2 separate regions of the Homo sapiens genome follow, and region 1 is linked to region 2. The links are chromatin loops, found by intact Hi-C in ENCODE. Cell type or tissue: GM12878. All regions are shown on one strand. Links, peaks and the distances in the headings refer to the core of each region. The heading gives the core; the rest is flanking DNA. Region 1 overlaps CD101-AS1 (CD101 antisense RNA 1). Region 2 has its middle 30 kb from the start of LINC02868.

Region 1 (9,533 bases), core at 922-8,921, 330 kb after region 2:
CGAGATACTTGCATTTTACTTCTTAATTCTTAGCACACTAGTAGAACAGGATGTGGAAATAGAATGCAAGCATGGGTTTTGCCACGAAATAGGATCATTGCTTGGGTTCTTAGCTCAAAAGGATAATTTAAGGGATAGGTAAGTATAAAGTTTCAGAAGTCAGGATATCAAGGCAGTGTGAACAGAGGAGCATGTGGATAGAATTATCTGAGTGCTTTACAGTTAAATGCAAAGCCAGGGTAGTTTAACCCAAGAGTTCCAAGTAAAGATATGTAATATATGGGAATTAATGAGAAATGGCATCACCAGAGACTCCTATTCTGAGGTACATTGTACCTATATTAATTACCTGTTTCAATTTACATGTAGATTTGAGTGCAAATGGCACATTTGGAAAACAACTATTATGGCAGATAGCAAATAATTAGTTTGGAATCTGTATTAGTCTGCTTGGGCTGCCATAACAAAATACCACCGATGGGGTGGCTGAAATAACAGATACTCATTTTCTCACAGTTCTGTAGGCTGGAAGTCCCAGTCAAAGTGCCAGATGATGTGGATTTTGGTGAGGACTCTCTTTCTGGCTTGTAGACAAGCCACCTTCTCACTGTGTAGTCACATGGCATGACAAAGAAGGCAAACTCTCTGGTCTCTTCTTAGAAGGGCACTAATACCATCATGACCCATCCTCATGACCTCATCTAAACCTAATTATCTCCCAAAGGCCCCATCTTCAAATACCAACACACTGGGGGCTGGGACTTCAATATGTGAATTATGGGAAACATCATTCAGACTATAGCCAAATTGACAGCATAATTAATGAACTGGACTGTGGCTTGTCCTGTACCTATCCAAGGTGTGCACTCTTCATGTCTGTTAACATAGTTCAGATGGAGTAAGTTATCTGAGTGCTACAGGTTTGGTATTTTTTACTGTGCATGTGTACACTTGGGTAGGATTACAACTTAAGAGCAAAACCAGTCAAGTGAACTGAGTAGAATTTCCCCACCTGCCACTTAGCAATGCTCCAGCTCTTCCATCAGAAATAGGTGATCACTGAAGTGTCAGAAACAGTGTCATCATGAAAGAGTGTAAAGATGGAAAGGGATTGCTTAAACATGCATGCAGAGCTCTGGGTGGGAATACAGAAACCCTTGACACCTCCTCCTCTGCAGCTGATCATTAATGCTGTTTCTGTCTGCCCTGAACTCAAGGAGAAATGTGGAGGGTCGAGCAGGGAGGATAGTGGGGAAAGCAGGAGAAGAAGAGAAACAGAGAGAAGAAACAGTGACAATTAGCACATAAGAGTGAGAAGGCAGAAATAAAAGCCAACAAACTACAGAGAAAAAAGAATTGACCAGCTTCTGCCCCATCCAGCTCTGCTCTGAGGCTCAAGTGGGTCTCTCGGATCCACCGTGCCAGCAGTGCTTGCAGCTCCCGAAGAAACTGCTGACCCAGAGAAGGAAGAAGGCTGAGTGCTTGCAGGAAGAAACCCTTCAGACACCAGGGGAGGCAGCAAGCCCCACCACACTGAGGCAAGGCCTGTCTCTGTGGTACAGCAGACAGGAGAAGTCCTGTCTTACTGTGTGTGGAAACAGGTGTGTGGGCTTCCGCTTAGAGTTAGGTGGAAGTTCAGTCTGCAAGGGAGGGTGAGAAAGTACTAAAGAGGAACAGAAGAGCTGGGAAGAGCTAGATCTTTTGAAGGGGATGTCTGCTTCTGCACCACGTGACAGTGGAGGATGCCTTGGATCTTCATCAAAAGAGGTAACTTCCTCTTCTCCTTGAGAGACGCAGCAAATCCCTCACTTACAACTTAGAACCTTCCTAGCTTTCATCCAAATGCATGTAAACCTTGAGAGAGCACCAAGAGGGAGAGAAAGGAGGCGACAGATTCTATAAGAAGTGAGACATGACAGTGTTGTGAGACAAATTGACGTAGGAGATGGTGGTGTGACTGAATCACTAGCCTAGTGTGAGGCGAGGGCCTCTGTTCTGAAGAGCCACCCCACTGAGGCCTCTGGGCTGCTTCCTGTGCTGCTCACCAAGAAAATGCCATGCCATGCTAGGCGCGGTGGCTCACGCCTGTAATCCCAGCACTTTGGGAGGCCGAGGCGGGCGAATCACCTGAGGTCAGGAGTTCGAGACCAGCCTGGCCAACACAGTGAAACCCCATCTCTACTAAAAATACAAAAATTGACCGGGAGTGGTGACGCACGCTTGTAATCCCAGCTACTCAGGAGGCTGAGGCGGGAGAATCGCTTGAACCCAGGAGGCAGAGGTTGCAGTGAGCCGAGATGGTGCCATTGCACTCCAGCCTGGGTGACAGAGCGAGATTCTGTCTCAAAAAAAAAAAAGAAAAGAAAGAAAGAAAATGACATGCCAAGTTAAACTCACTTCCTTTTCTGATGTGCTGCTTTCTGCTAGGCTGGTAAGTCATGGGACAGCTATAGATTCCGCATGCATGAACTGCAGCAAGGCCTTTGAACAAGAGGAACAACGTGGACACTATGTGACTCCATGCTTGGGTGAATGATCATACCCAAGGTGTAAAGACCATGGCAACGTGTTTACCTGTAGGAGATCTCTCCAGGTCTTGCTAAAGCACTCTGCCTTGTTGAGCATTTTTATTGGCAACTTGGATGAAGGGAAAGACAGCAGGCTTGTCAAGTTGACACAGAATTAGGAGATGGCACTAATAAGTCAGTTGACAGGAACAAGATTCAAAGAGATCTGGATAACCTAGAATAATGAATCAAAATTAACATGAAATATAGAATCCATAGTTAAGTTTAGGCAATTAGATGCACCAGATAGGGGAGATGAGCTCACGCATGAAAAATGAAAACAGTGTTTTGGTTGATTGCACACTTGATATATATTATTAGCATAACATACTTATTGAAAAAACAGAGAAAAAGATTTAGAGTTTTCCATTTCATATATAAAATGGTCATATCCAAAATAAAGGAGATAATTATCCCACGGCATTTTTCATATTGAATTTTCTTTGGGATGCCTCAAATTAAGCATACATTCATCAAAAAATACTGGCGAAACCCCATCTCTACTAAAAATACAAAAATTAGCCAGGTGTGGTGGCATGTGCCTGTAATTCCAGCTACTCGGGAGGCTGAGGCAGGAGAATCGCTTGAACCCAGGAGGCAGAGGTTGCAGTGAGCTGAGATCGTGCCACTGCACTCCAGCCTGGGCAAAAGAGTGAGACTCTGTCTCAAAAAAGAAAAAGCAAAATACTGGTGAGGGGGTGTCGGAGGGAGAAAAGTAATTGATGCAGTTGGACAAGTTTCTCTGGGCAAAGAGAATGCATGTGAAGTGCAGAGAGGATGAAATAGTCATATTCATATATTTTAAAGTGATGTAAAAATGGATCAGGTGTATTTTGTTTAATTCCACATGACAAGAAAGTGGAAGTTTCAGACAGAAAGATTTCTGCTCAATATGCATTAGAATTAACTAACATTTCGACACACCCAAACAGAACTTGCTATAACCAGAAGTTTCTATGCTGAATCCATTAGGGATGCTGTGGAAGGGATTTGGGAGGATGCATTAGGTGGCTTTAGGGTTCCTTCTACCCTATGATTTCATCCATTCCATTTAACAGATACTTATGGAATGTTTACATGCTGTGTATACAGTGATTAGTGAGCCAAACAGAAATAAGTCCCTGCTTTCTTGGCAATTACACATATAGTCCATGGAGAAGACAGACGATAAACAAGTCAACAGACAACTCTGAAATAAATGTTATGTGGAAAGCAAACCGGATACTGAGAGAGAACAAGGAAGAACCTTTGTAGATAAAGTAGTCAGGGCAAGTCTCACTGAGATGGTGCTTGCTGAGACCTACAGGATGAAGGGCTAAGTTTTTAAAGAACTGAGGAAAGCATTCCAGGCAGAAAGCACAATATGAATGCAGGCCTTAGGGTAATACAAAGCTTGGCACACTGAGGAACAGAAAACAGGTTAGGGCGGCTGCAATATAATGGGTGAGGAGTGGCGTGGCTGTCTGTGAGAGTGAAAGCAGGAAGGGCCAAACCGTGCAGCGCCCGTAGGAACCAAAAGGATGACTTAACCTTTTTCTCTAAGTTTAACAGAAAGTCACTGAAGAGTTATAGGCAAAGTAACAGAACCTGACTCATGTTTTAAAAGGTTGATGAGTTCTTTAAGGCCATTTTAGTACTAAAAAATAGCAGCAAAAACCAGAGGCTGCTCTGCTCTGGCTCCCAGGTTAACTCAGAAAGGAAAAGGAGGGAGAACCAGGAAGAACTCTGCCAGAGTTTTCTCAGCTACTAAGATCCCAGCATCCAAGGAGGCTTAAAAACTTCATGGCAAAAGTCTTCAGAGCATTGGGTAGTATTGTTTACGCTCAGCTTGAGAACCTGGAATCCACCTTAGTGCCATTTGTTGCTTTCCAGAAAAAATGCAACTCAGAAACAAAAAGAAAACAGAAAACAAAACAAACAAGAGGCCGGGTGCAGTGGCTCACGCCTGTAGTCCCAACACGCTGGGAGGCCAAGGTGGGCAATCACTTGAGGCCAGGAGTTCGAGACCAACCTAGCTAACATGTTGAAGCCCCGTCTCTACTAAAAATACAAAAATTAGCTGGGCATAGTGGCATGCGCCTGTAATCTCAGCTACTCGGGAGGCTGAGGCAGGAGAACTGCTTGAGCCCGGGAGGCGAAGATTGTAGTGAACCGAGATCATGTCACTGCACTCCAGCCTGGGCGACAGAGTGAGACTCTGTCTCAAAAAACAAGGAAAAAAAAAAGAAATACAACTCAGGATGGCCACCAGAAAACAAGTACATAGCCACTGGAGGTCTTCAGGTTCTAGGTTATCTTGAATGTGTAAAGCAGCGAAGGTTTTAGGGAACAAATGAGCAGTGAGGGTTGAGGAGAAGGTTAGAATTAAGCAGAATAACTGGTATAGGGTTAGGGGGAAGAGGGAAAAAACAGCTTGGTATAAAACTTGAATTAGATACCAAAAAAATGGGTAGGAGGACATGAATAAGAAAGAAAGGATTAATTAGAGGAAAGTTAGGATTGAATAGCTAAGATGAGAACTAGGCAAGTTTAAGAGGTGTTCTGATGAAGGTACAGAGACGTGGGGCCTATGACTGCTCTACTGCTGACAGTATAATAACATTATATGCCATATAAAACAATGGGAGAAAAAAAGAAAAAAACACCAATAATCCTACCATCTTAAATAAGCATTGTTATTATTATTTTGGTACATCCTCTTTGTTATTGTTTTCTATGTGACTGCTTTCAATATCTTTATTGGATTTTAAAAATCGTAACAGAGCAATACATGCTAGTTGTAGAAAATAAAAACTGCACCAATCTCCCAACCCAACCTCCCAGAGGTATATAAATGGAATCATACAGCATATAGTCTTGAAAGTTAATAGTTTTGATGCCAGGTGTGATGGTGTACACATGATCCCAGCCCTTTGGGAGGCCAACGCGGCAGACTGCTTGAGCTCAGGAGTTTGAGACCAGCCTGGGCAACATGGTGAAACCCTGTCTCTACAAAAAATACAAAAATTAGCCAGCTGTGGTGGTGTGCTCTGGTAGTCCCAGTTACTCGGGAGGCTGGAATGGGAAGATCACTGGAGCCTGGGAGAACAAGGCTGCAGTGAGCTGAGACTGCACCACTTCCAGCCTGAGGGGCTGAGTGAGACCCTGTCTCCAAAAAAAAAAAAAAAAACAAATTGACATGACTATACTCATAGTACATAGTACATTGTATAATGTTTGTTACTTAACATTATACAAATGATTACTATGTCTTTTTATGTCTTTGTATTAATAACAATTAATGTCATTTTAACTTAGGTTTAAGTTCCATACAAACGTTAAAGGAAAAAGACTTTCAAGACCATTTAAAAAGAGGAAGATGATGGCTAAAAAGCACACGAAAAAGAGTGCCACATCAATAGAAAAATCAAAATTCAAACAAAAGTCAGATACCACTTCATACCTACTAAAAAAGGCACGCAATAACAAGCATTGTTGAGGACATGAAGAACTGGGAACCCTCATACGTTGCTGGTGGAAATATAAAATGGTATAGCCACTTTGGAAAGTGGTTTGGCAATTTCTTAAAAAGTTAAACAAACTAACCATATGAACTAGCAATTCCACTCACAGGTTTATCTGCCCAAGAGAAATGAGAACAAATGTTCATATAAAGACTTTAACGTTAGGCCGGGTGCGGTGGCTCATGCCTGTAATCCCAGTACTTAGGGAGGCTGAGGCAGATAGATTACCTGAGGTCAGGAGTTTGAGACCAGCTTGGCCAACATGGTGAAACCCTGTCCCTACTAAAAATATAAAAATTAGCTTACGTGGTGGCTCGAGCCTATAATCCCAGCTACTCGGGAGGCTGAGGCAGGAGAATTGCTTGAACCTGGGAGCTGGAGGTTGCAGTGAGCCAAGATCATGCCACTGCACTCCAGCTTGGGTGACAGAGCAAGACTCCATCTCAAAAACAACAACAACAAAAAACAAAAAAACAAAAACAAAAACAATAAAACAGACTTTAACATTAATGTTCATAGCAATATTATTCCTAATAATTCCAAAGGGAAAATGATCCAAATGTCCACCAACTGGTGAATGAACACAATGGAATATTACTCAGCAATAAAAAGGAGTGAAATACTGATACATGTGCAACATGGGTAAACCTCACAAGCATTATGTAAGTGAAAGAAGACAGAGGCAAGAGACTACATATTACATGACTCCATTATATGAAATGTCCAGAAAAGGCAAACTTATAAAGACAGAAAGCATATCAGAGGTTGCCTTGGGACTAGCTGGGGGTGGCAGTTGGGATTGACTGCACACAGCTTTGAGGAAAGTTTTTGAGTGATAGAAATGTTTTAAAACTGGATTCTGGTGGTGATGGCACAACTTTATAAATTTACTTAAACAATGAATTGTGGGCCAGGTGTGATGGCTCATGCCTGTAATCCCAGCACTTTGGGAGGCCGAGGCGGGTGGATCACCTGAGTTCAGGAGTTCGAGACCAGCCTGGCCAACAGGGTGAAACCCCATCTCTACTAAAAATACAAAAATTGGCCAGGCGTGGTGGCGGGCACCTGTAATCCCAGCTACTCGGGAGGCTGAGGCAGGAGAGTCACTTGAACCCAGGAGGCAGAGGTTACAGTGAGCCAAGATCATGCCACTGTACTCCAGCCTGGCAACAGAGTGAGACTCTGTCTCAAAAAAAAAAAAAAAAGAATTGTGGCCGGGCGCGATGGCTCAAGCCTGTAATCCCAGCACTTTGGGGGGTCGAGGCGAGTGGATCACCTGAGTTCAGGAGTTCAAGACCAGCCTGGACAACATGGTGAAACCCCATCTCTACTAAAAATACAAAAATTAGCTGAGCGTGGTGGCACAAGCCTATAATCCCAGCTACTCAGGAGGCTGAGGCAGGAGAATCACTTGAACCCAGGAGGCGGAGGTTGCAGTGAGCCAAGATCCTACCATTGCACTCCACTCCAGCCTGGGTAACAGACAAGACTCCAACTGAAAAAAATACCTGTACATTTACCAAAAAAAAAAAAAAAAAAAAAGAAGAAGATAAAGAGCCTGCATTGAACCACTTTTGGAATAATATTTTAAGAACAGTGAAATTTGGAATCTAGTACTGAAAAAATATTGGTATAACAAAATAATTTGTAAAGTCTCTTGGCTTTACAAATTATAACCACATTTGTTCTCACTATAGTATCATCCTGATCGAGCCTATGTCAAAGGACAAGTTGAAAACAGTCATATGTTTGAAAGGCACAAAATGAAATGAAATGAAATTGAATTACCATTATATATCTTCAAACAAAAAGAATGAAACAGAGGAGGGTGGGCCTCAGTTTGGTTTTTATGTTACTAGGCTGCTACCTAGTGGTCATTTATAAAATGGCAGGACTTGGGTTTTTGGTTTTTGTCTTGGATTTGTTGAGCCATGTCTCTACACCACAGCAAATACCTAAACACTTACCGATGTGTGGGTTAAATATCTGAATGCATTGCTGAATAATTTATGCTTTATAAAAATACTATAGGCTGGGCGCAGTGGCTCAGGCCTGTAATCCCAGCACTTTGGGAGGCCGAGGCAGGTGGATCACCTGAGGTCTCAGGAGTTCGAGACCAGCCTGGCCAACATGGCGAAACCCCATCTCTACTAAAAATACACAAAATTGCTGGGCGTGGTGGTGGGTGCCTGTAATCCCAGCTACTTGGGAGGCTGAGGCAGGAGAATTGCTTAAACCTGGGAAGTGGAGGTTGCAGTGAGCCGAGATCACGCCACTGCACTCCAGCCTGGGCGACAGAGCGAGACTCCGTCTCAAAAAAAAAAAGAAGAAGAAGAAGAAGAAAAAATACTATAGTGGCAAGAACTGGATTGAAAGTTCTGAAAAATGGCCTTTAGTCCCTGATTGGCTGCTGTCAGCTTTGTGACTTTGAGCCAGGTCAAAATTAATCCATGGGGACTATCCGGTTCCAAAGTTTTAGGAGCAGCTCTGTAAGGTAAGTTGGCCTTGGGGCCACCTCCTTAACTGCTCTAAACTTTAGTATCTTCATCTTAAAAATGGGGATAAAAAATCCCATCCCTAGGCTAGTTGTGACAATTAAATGTGACAATGCATATAAAAGTACTATCTCAGAACACACCTCAGGAAAAGTTAGAATATGACTTTCCCTCTCAGAATGTGCCTAATAGGGAACAATCTTTTATCTGCCAATTAAAATTACTCCTTCCCATCCTATCCCAAAGCAACAAGCAAAAACACCAGAAGTTCAGAAAAGTAAATATGATTCTTAGAATGATCTGCTCATTTGAAACATAAATTTGAACAATTTAATTTAAAAAATAATCAATAAAGCATAGCCGCTAGAATTTTACAAATCACTTGAAACTTGGAATTGCTGATTATTTTAAAACAATAAGGTAGTGACCGAGATGTCAAAAGGTGAATGTTCTAGCTCATCCTCTCACCACTGGTATCTTATGGAGGTCTGACATGTTTAATGTATGCCAGCCAGCACAATGCTGACCACAGAAAGTATAATTCTTTCATTTTCCTAGGAATTAAGCTCCACTTTTGTGGGGTTGGACTTGTTCCTGGGTGTGTTGGCTCACACCTGTAATTTCAGCACTTTGGGAGGCTGAGGCAGGAAGACTGCTTGGGCCTAGTAGTTTGAGACCAGCCTGGGAAACACAGCAAGACCTCCTCTCTACAAAAAAAAAAAAAAAAAAAAAAAAAATCAAAAAATTAGTTAGGTGTGGTGGCACAAACCTGTGGTCCCAGCTACTCCAGAGGCTGAGGTGGGAGGATTGCTTGAGCTTGAAAGGTTGAGGCTAGAGTGAGCTATGATTACACCACCGTACTCCAGTCTGGGTGACAAAGCACGACACTATCTCAAAAAAGAAAAGAAAAATAAATAAAAATAAAATGAGTGTCTGTGCTACCCCAGAATTATATTTTATTTTTGAGA
Region 2 (9,533 bases), core at 1,064-9,063:
ATGGCAATCATTAAAAAGTCAGGAAACAACAGGTGCTGGAGAGGATGTGGAGAAATAGGAACACTTTTACACTGTTGGTGGGACTGTAAACTAGTTCAACCATTGTGGAAGTCAGTGTGGCGATTCCTCAGGGATCTAGAACTAGAAATACCATTTGACCCAGCCATCCCATTACTGGGTATATACCCAAAGGACTATAAATCATGCTGCTATAAAGACACATGCACACGTATGTTTATTGCGGCACTATTCACAATAGCAAAGACTTGGAACCAACCCAAATGTCCAACAATGATAGACTGGATTAAGAAAATGTGGCACATATACACCATGGAATACTATGCAGCCATAAAAAATGATGAGTTCATGTCCTTTGTAGGGACATGGATGAAATTGGAAACCATCATTCTCAGTAAACTATCGCAAGAACAAAAAACCAAACACCGCATATTCTCACTCATAGGTGGGAATTGAACAATGAGATCACATGGACACAGGAAGGGGAATATCACACTCTGGGGACTGTGGTGGGGTCGGGGGAGGGGGGAGGGATAGCATTGGGAGATATATCTAATGCTAGATGACACGTTAGTGGGTGCAGCGCACCAGCATGGCACATGTATACATATGTAACTAACCTGCACAATGTGCACATGTACCCTAAAACTTAGAGTATAATAAAAAAAAAAAAAATTAAAAAAAAAAAAAAAAAGATCTCCTGTTGACATTTGGGTTGCTACAGATACCCATTCCTGACATCTCCCCTCTCTTCCTTGGCCTCTCCTGGGAAGGATGCACCCCAGTCAGCTGCATTTCAGCTGATTCTCCTGGAGAATGCCAACCCCAATCAGCTGAAATGCAGCTGCCTTGTCTACATACCCTGAAAGTCCCCTCTCTGGCCACCCCTCAGATGCTAAGGCCCTAGACACTTCATTTAAAACATGATCGACCTGGCACCTGGGCCTCCCAAATATCCTCCCTTTCAGTTGGACCTCAAGGTCCTTGGCCTATGCCTCAGCACTGGCTTCTGGTAACAGTTCCTCAGGGCTCCACCATCCCCATAGGAACCCCCCTGGTTGGTGAAAAAAGGCAGAACATGAAGCCCAATCAGGGTTTCAAGATGTCATTGCGTGAAATCTTTGCCTTCTCCTGGAGCCCAAGGTTTTATGAAACTAGATCTAGATGGCACCCACCCCCTCACCTGGCACAGGGAGAAAGAAAGTGAAAACAGCTTCCCAGGCTCCCATGGCTAGAGCTAGGCCACATGGTTTGCATTGTCTCAAAGCCATTTGGTGCTGGGTTCCTGGACCACCCCTAGGACATCTTGATATATTTGCCTCACCTGGCCTCTAATCTCACTTCCATGCATATCTTTTTTACAGGCTGCTGCCAGAAAGAGCCTCATAAAATGCACATCTGATTATGCCATCGGCCTGCTTGAACCTCTTTTGCTTGGTTCCCATTGCCTTCAGCATACAGTTCAAACTTCCTAGTATAACAAACAAGTCTGTTCATGATCTGGGCCCCACAGGCCTGTCTGCCTCCCCTCCCTTCCCCGCCACCTTCCTCTAGGTTCATGCTGTATCAAACTGCTCAGGGCTCCTCCAACTCACCAGGCTGTGGAAATTCACCTGCTCTTCATGATGCCAGGAGTGCCTCTTCTGGATTCTCCTTCTTGCCGACTCCTCCTAGGGGTTGCCTAGCTTTCCCTGACCCACAGGCTAATCATGATGCTCATCCCTGAGCCTCAGAGATCCCTGCAGAACACATAGCCATGCTCCCAGTGTGTGCCACCTGTTTCCCAGTCTCACACCTTCATGGACTTGCAGCACCTTGACAGTTGGGGCCCCCTATGGCTGGTGCATGTATTGTCTCTGGCATCAAATAATACCTAATATTAAAAACTGCAAAAAAATCACCCCACTTGTGTCATTCTGCTTTCTTCTCTCCTCCCTACCGCCTACCCCAAACCTTGCTATTTTCCCCATTCATCCTTGTGTACATAATCAGGAAGACAGCCAGATTGCTGGTCTGTTCACTCATTTCTTTATGTGTCCATCAAACATTTATGGCACCCCCACACTGTGACAGCCACCATACTAAGTGGTGGGGGCATGTGGAAACACCCTGACCAGATGGCAGCCTTCATGGAACTTACATTCTAGTGGAGGGAGAAAGACAGCAAACAACTCAGGCACCGAGCCACGAGCTGGTAAAGTCTGTGCCAAGCGATGTGTGCTAAAAGGAAAAGGAAAAGAGGGTCAGGCAGAGAGGAATGCTGGGGTGGGTGAGCTTCTATTTTATATGGGGTAATCTGCGGAAATTGCTCGGATAAGATGCCATCAGAACAGAGACCTGAAGGAAGTGAAAAGTCATGCAAGTATTTGCAGAAGAGCATTTCAGGCAAAGGGAACAGCAGGAACAAAGGCCCTATGTGAGTTACAGTACTACTAACTGTCATGACAAACACATCCCCAAACTTCACAATAAGAGCACAGCACAGTAAATGTTTACTTCTTGCTCATGCTCCAGTTCAACATGATGTTGCTGGTTGATGGACAGCAGTCTTCATTTGGGTCCAGACATCCAAACAACTTCCATCTTGTGGCTTTCGCATTTCCAAGGGTCCCAAACTCCTCCCCAGTAAGTGGGCAGATGGGGAGTAGAGAAGGCACAGATGGTTCCTAAGACACCCCCTCCCCACACCCCCAGTAGGAGTGACTAGCACCACTTCGCGTCATGTTCTGCTGTGGAGAACCACTCCTCAGCCACACCTGAATGCTGAGGCATCTTGCTAGGCAGCTGCCTCCAGCAGCAAGGGCACACTATGATGGGCATTTTTGGTGGCAAGTGAGCCACCTCTGCCTCTGAGTGGAGACAGTGCCTGCCAGTTTGAGGCTCAGTGAGAAGGCTAGGATGGCCGGGGAAGCTGATATAGGGCCCTGCAGGCCACTTGAAGGCCTTTGGATTTTACTCTTTGTGAAATGGGAAGCACTTGAAGGGCTTTGAGTAAGGGAGTGACATGAAATGGCTTATGTTCCAAAGGGGCGTGCTCTGGCTGTGCTGAGGAGAATAGAATGCAGGAGGCCAGGAGGTAGACAGGTAGGCAGAAAGAAGGTAGGGCTGTCATGCAGGGGAGAGATGGTCATCTTGGCCAGGTGAGAGGGGAAAGGTCAGTGCCAGCCCTCCTACAGAGATAGGGCTGAGAACTCCAATTTAGTCCAACTCCTACCTTCTAAGCCAGGGGCCAATAAACTTTGTCTGGAAAGGGTCATCTATTAAGTACTTTAGGCTTGGCAGGCCATATGGCGTCTGCTGCAACTACTCACCTCTACTGTTGTCTCATGAAAGCAGCCATAAATCATGAGCGTGACTGTGTAAATGAATGAGCATGACTGTGTTCCAATAAAACTTTATTAACAAAAATAGGTGGTCAGCTGCAAAGTTTGCTGACTCCTGTTAAACCAGTCACAAATGGTGTTGGTCTTCTCTCATCACACATTTCTAGTCAAGGCATCAGTGGTGGCTGCAGAAAACAGCTGAGAACTCTGGACTTTGTCACTGCTTGAAGTTTGTGTGCCAGCCACTCCCAGTGAACTGAATTTCTTGTAGTAACACTTGTGGCATAAGAATGAATCACAGCTTCCCACTGTCTTTGAGCAAGTTCTCTCTTGACAAGGGAAATGGCTTTTGGCAAGACCTTTTCATTATAGTTCGGGCTCATCAGCTATTTGTCTATAACTAAATACCTTTATTATGTGTAATTAAGGCAGCAACTGAGAAAAGATGCAAATGTGTTCTGAAAAACCTGACTTTGCAGCAGCTGGGAGCTTTGCAACCTTTTAAAAGTGCAGGTTTAAACTGAAACACATTTGGCATGTGTCGAAGTAGGGAAAGGAGAGAAAAGCTAAACAACAGAATTAAAAAATAAGAGGGTTTTGTGCTCAGGAATTCATGCCATCTAGTGCTCACCCTGTGAGCTGAGCTGACTGCAGACACCAGGGAACATCCTCCCCACCAAGCCTGCCCTGCCCTCCACAATGGTCCCCTACCCCAGAGTGGAAAGTATTGTCGCAGTAGAAATATCACAAGCGGCCACTTTCAACTTCGGTTGGTATTTGCTTCTTCAGAATTTCTTCTGTCTCTTTGTATGGCTGGGCTGTATAATATATGAAGACAAGACAACTGGAAAACAGGAAAAGAGGCTAGGGCAAGAAAAAAGTTTCTCATCATCCCATTTGTGATGACGAATGAAAGTCAATAATGATCCATTCCTCTGGCACAGCATTGTCCAATAGAACTTTCTGTGATGTTGAAAATGTTCTATAGCTTTGCTGCCCAAGATGGTAACCACTAGCCACACACGACTACTGAGCTCTTGAAATGTTGGCAGCATGGTTGAAGAGCTGAATTTTAAATTTGACTTTGCTTTAATTAATTTAAATCTAAGTGTACACAGCTACGTGTGACCAGTGACACTGTATGGGACAGCACAGCTGCAGCGTGTTGGTTAAGATCCTGGCTCAGAAGTCAGATAAACACACGTTTCCATCCTGGTCCCTACTCACTAACTGTAATCAGGCAAGTTATGGCCACGTATCCTTGGCTCCCTCATTTTCAGGATGGGCACAATTGTGCCTACCTCGAGGAGCAGTTGTGAGGATGGGGTAACAGGGTGGAGATAAAGCACTTCACACAGTGCCTGGCAGAAGGTTAATGCTCAATAAATGTTCAGTGTTTGGTTATTTCCTAGGAAGCTCCTCAAAGGGCTCATACCACTCTCTAGACATTGCAGAGAGGTGGTCCTAAGACCTCAGTGCTGGTGTCTTCCCTGGAAGCTTCCCTTGTCCTAAGTGATATCACATAAAGTTGACTCAGGGGAGGACAAAGTTGGAGCAGAGGGAGAGTCAAAGGCCTCTAAACCAAACTTCTCACTACTTTTGAGACTTCCCTGGGGAAGTGAAGACTGCTAGTTGCTCACACAATGTTTGAGTGACCATGTGCCCTAATAAAAGACCGCAACTCCCAGGCTATCTTACAGTTAAGGGTGGTCAATAAGATGCAAGCAGACATTGTTAAATCTAAATGTACATTTCAGGACTTTCAGGAAGTCTTAAGAGGGGTCAGACAGTTTATATCTTCTCTCTTGTCTTTTGTCCCTTCACCTTTCCTCCTACTTCCTATGTGGAATTCAGACATGATGGCTGGAGCTCCAGCAGCCTTAAGGAAGTGTCTTTGAGGATGGGAGCCCTGTACTACTAATGATGGCAGAGCAAAAACAAAAGAGGCCTGGGTTCATGGACACCATGAAATCACGGTACCAACCTGGGCCTGCCCGCCTTCAGATTTCTTTTATATAAAAGAAACCACTTGTTTTGGTCTGTTTTGTACTGCTATAACAGAATACCTGAGACTGGGTAATTTATAAAGAACAGAGATTTATTTCTTGCAGTTCTAAAGCCTGGGAAGTACAAGGTACAGGGGCCTTCATCTGGTGAAAGGCTTCTTGCCGTGACATCCCATGGTGGAAGGTGGAAGGGCAAGAAAGCATGGACACGAGAGAGACCAGGAAGCAGTCCAAACTTATCCTTTTATCCAGGAACACGCTTCTGCGAGAAAAGCATTAATCTATTCACGAGGGCAGAGCCTCTTAAAGGTCCCACCTCCCAATAATGTTGGTTTGGGGATTAAGTTTCTAACACATGAACTTTGTGGGACACATTCAAACCATAGGACCTCCATACCATGTTTATTACTTTTGTTTTCTCTTATGTGTAGCAGCTATGAGCTAGTTATTTCTAAGCAGTGATTAATTCTACAAGTCCAGGTTATTATGGCATATAGTCAATGAAAGAAAGGGCTTGAGAAAATCAGTCCAGTCTTTATTCCTTCATCCTGCCTGCAGGGGGCGTCTAAGTCTGTGAACAACATTAGAGATACCTGTTCCAGTCAGTCTTTTTTTTTTTAATCGTTAAACCTGTTCATTATTTTTTTCTTCCATTGATCTCGTGTTCCAAAATATTGTGTTTCTACCGTCAGTTAAGTTTTGTTGGTGTTTTTGGTCATAAAAAACATTTAATAACCTGGGTGTGGTGATGCATGCCTATGGTCCTAATCCTAGCTACTTGGGAGACCGAGTCAGGAGGATTGCTTGACCCAGGAGTTTGAGGTTACAGTGAGCTATGATTGCACCACTGCACCGCAGCCTAAGCAATAGAGTAAGACCCTGTCTCAAAAAAATATATCAATAAATAAACAAAAAATAAACATTTAGCAACCATAGTGGATTTTGCTTTGTTTCGTTTTGTGGGCTGTCCAGCAGCTGATCTCCTTCTTATATTTGGGGAATTCTCCTAATAAAATAGAGCCTCTGATGGCCTAATACTTGTTGTCCCTGTCCTTCAGCAGCTGGACAAGGGCACACAAGGCTTAAGATTTACCAACTCTGCCGGGCACGGTGGCTCACGCCTGTAATACCAGCCCTTTGGGAGGCCAAGGTGGGTGGATCACGAGGTCAGGCATTTGAGACCAGCCTGGGCAACATAGTGAAACCCGGTGTCTACTAAAAATACAAAAAATTAGCCGGGCATGGTGGTGCATGCCTGTAATCCCAGCTACTCGGGAGGCTGAGGCAGGAGAATCACTCAAACCCGGGAGGCAGAGGTTGCGGTGAGCCGAGATCGTGCCATTGCACTCCAGCCTGCACAACAAGAGCAAAACTCTGTCTCAAAAAAAAAAAAAAAAAAAAAAAATTTGCCAACTGGATGGTCTCACCTGGGACTTTGCATCTGGAGCAAGTAACACAAAGCAGCAACCATGGTTTGGAATGCAGTCCACTGGGCAGTGACATCCCATGTCCTGGTGGTTCCAGTGGGTCGGTGTCTGGTGTCCAGTGGTATCCCAACCATGCCGCTTCTGTGGTGTGACCTTGGCTGAGCTCTTCATTGCTCAGCTTTTCCTGGCTACTGCGCATATCCAGAGTCTGGTCTTCCTGTCTTTTCATTTGCTCTGGAGCTGGCAGACATTTTCCCAAAGCAATTATTTTCTGCTTAAGTCAACTAGACTTGGTTTCTATTGCATGCAGCCAAGAATCTTGATGGATACACATGCTAAGCAACATGATTTTATCTATGATACCTGCAGAGTTGACATCATTCAACCAGAGCAAGAGACAGTGTTCATATTAGGCAACATAGCCTTAACTGGCAACACATGCACTTTCTTTTGAGCTTTTAAAAACATTGCTCCATTGCTATCATTGTAGACCCCCAAGGAGAAGGTACCCCAGCCTCCTGGAAACCACTGATATCATTGTATATCCTAATATTACAGATGAGAAAATGGAATCTCAGAGAGTTGAAGTGAATTGCTCCATGTGTCAGGCTATAGAAAGAATTTCTCAATGAGGGTCATTAGCCATTCATTCATGCACTACTCCTGGCCTGTGGAACTCAGAGTCAGGTAGGAGAGATGGGTGATTCTTGGGGAAACAAAAAGGATCCAAATAACATGGAAACGAGCAGGTTAGGATATTCAGAAAGAGATATTTAAATGATAATGAAAACAGAAGGGATGTAACTTAAGCTTCAAGAACTCAAGCATAGTGATAAAAGCAGGGACACAGCAAGATGGCCATGAACGCTGCACATGTTCACCTCTGCAGATGAGAAAGTCAGCCCAGACAAGACACGGTTCTAGAGGCATGAATCCAAGAAGTTTGGTAGAAAGCTGCCACAGCCAGACAGTAAAGTCAAAATATGCTTGTGTTCTCCTTTAAGAACATGTGATGCAAAAACATCTGAACTTGCAAAATAGATTTTTGAGAGTATTATTTTCTTTAAAAAGGACTCTTTGCTTTAAAGACAAGAAGACATCTATTTTTTAAGTTGCAGTAATTTTTTCTTAGCTTACTTATTGTCCACAACAACATATTGAGAGAAGGCATTTTTGTCCCCATTTCATGGATTAGAAACTGGGGCTCAGGTAGATAAAGTCACCAGTAAAGGTCACACAGCTTGTAAGAGGAAGACCCAAAGGTCCTGTGTTTCCTGTTCTACCAAGCCACCTCCCACAGAGTGACTTTAAATAATGAACATCTGAAATGCATTTGGAAGGCACTTCTAATTGAAGAGACTCAATTTACAGAGATTAGATTCGCACACAATTTTGAGAACACATCCATCGCACAAAGCATTATGCAACAATATAAGGATAAATGCCATGGATCGCATGCAAAAAAGAGGAAAATAATAGAGGAAGCGCAGTTAATTAATGCAGTAGGAACTGAAACACTACAGGAGCAGATGAACATGCACTCCCAGAATATGATACAATAAGCGGCTTCATTAGGAAGACAATTTATGTGGTAGGAAAGATAATAGCAAGAGAAAGAGGAAAATGTAAAAACAAATTAGTCTACTAGAAAACAGTGATTTGAAGATATTTTATAATGATTGATTTGTAAGAAATCTCTCTGCAATAAACATCAGTGGAACACTTGCTTTTAGAGATCTTAAAAAATAGGTCAGTATCTCTGGGTTAGACAGGTTTAGGTGTGATTTTCCTCTGCAAGGAAATGAACCAGCTGGGTATTTTCAAAGGCTCTCTTTAGTTTATGATTCTAAGGTTCCACTTATGGGAGCTTTCTATGACTGTCATTTTTTAAAGCTGGTTAACTCAGTGGCTTTATTTTTCTTCCCCCTCTAAATTCCCTACAGGGCTTTAACTAAATCAGACCACATTTGGAGTCTTATGTTGCTTTCTGGGCACCACATTTTAAAAGGGATGTTGACCTACTCTCCCTCCAGAGAATGGAACCAAGACAAATGAGTGGAAGTTGCTCAGAGATAAATTTCAACTCAATACAAGAAAACCCTGTCTCCTTCTATCAGAGTCCTCTGACAATGGAACCGGCTGCTTTTTGAGACAGTTTGCTGTTAGGATTGGAAACACTAAAGCAGAGGGTATTTGAACTACTGTCAAAACTGCTCTGGAAAAGATTTTTTTTTTACTAAGTTTCCTTCCAATTTCAACGCTTTATGATTGATTGATCATGTAACTCTTCAATATGTTTTTGCCAAGTCGAAGCTCCTTTCAGTTCTTTTATCTTAATTGTTAGCCTCTCCTCCTCCCCACCCCCATCCCCAAAAGTTAGCAAACACAATACAGAATGACCAAAGTTAAAACACCAAGGCCACATTGTCTGACAGTGCCACGTCCCTCCATTGGGGGAGCTGGACATGACATGGCCTGTTGATTATCAAAGTATCAGTTTCTGGGTCAATCAGGGTGATGGTGGCAGCACTGGTACCTCCAATGGCCCTTGGGCAGGTCTACATGCAAGAACAAGGGGAGCTGAGGGTTGGGTAAGGCTCACCACGGGTCCTCTTCTAGGGCTTTCCATCCTGGTTAGTGCATCCCCATCCAGACACGTGATTCCAAACCCCAAGGTGTCCCTTTTGATACCTTCCTCTCCATACCCTGACTCCACACCATCATATTCAGCTCATCACTACATCCTGCCCATTTTCTTT

Evidence for each region. Hi-C counts contacts between places; a loop is a spot of excess contacts. Peaks named below come from ENCODE experiments on the same cell type or tissue, not always from the same donor. Only the 100,000 strongest peaks of a DNase experiment are listed, where the experiment ranks them.
Region 1: a loop joins it to region 2, with 5 times the contacts of the local background. A loop is called at or near these places in 102 of 110 quality-filtered maps.

Annotation. Positions count from the first base shown.
Region 1 is chr1:117,047,593-117,057,125 of GRCh38, forward strand. CD101-AS1 (CD101 antisense RNA 1) reads right to left here. Exons shown (of 4, transcript NR_110786.1): 2 at 2,575-2,742. Among named protein-coding and RNA genes, the nearest start is that of CD101-AS1, 7.1 kb to the right of the region's middle. RefSeq lists an enhancer at 4,393-4,482. In GM12878, for the core only: a CTCF peak has its summit at 7,941 (motif pointing left); DNase peaks (open chromatin) are centred at 3,989 and 7,909; H3K4me3 peaks cover 1,053 bases; H3K27ac peaks cover 1,740 bases.
Region 2 is chr1:116,719,040-116,728,572 of GRCh38, forward strand. No RefSeq gene overlaps it. Among named protein-coding and RNA genes, the nearest start is that of LINC02868, 30 kb to the left of the region's middle. In GM12878, for the core only: a CTCF peak has its summit at 5,908 (motif pointing right); no DNase peak of the experiment used is centred there.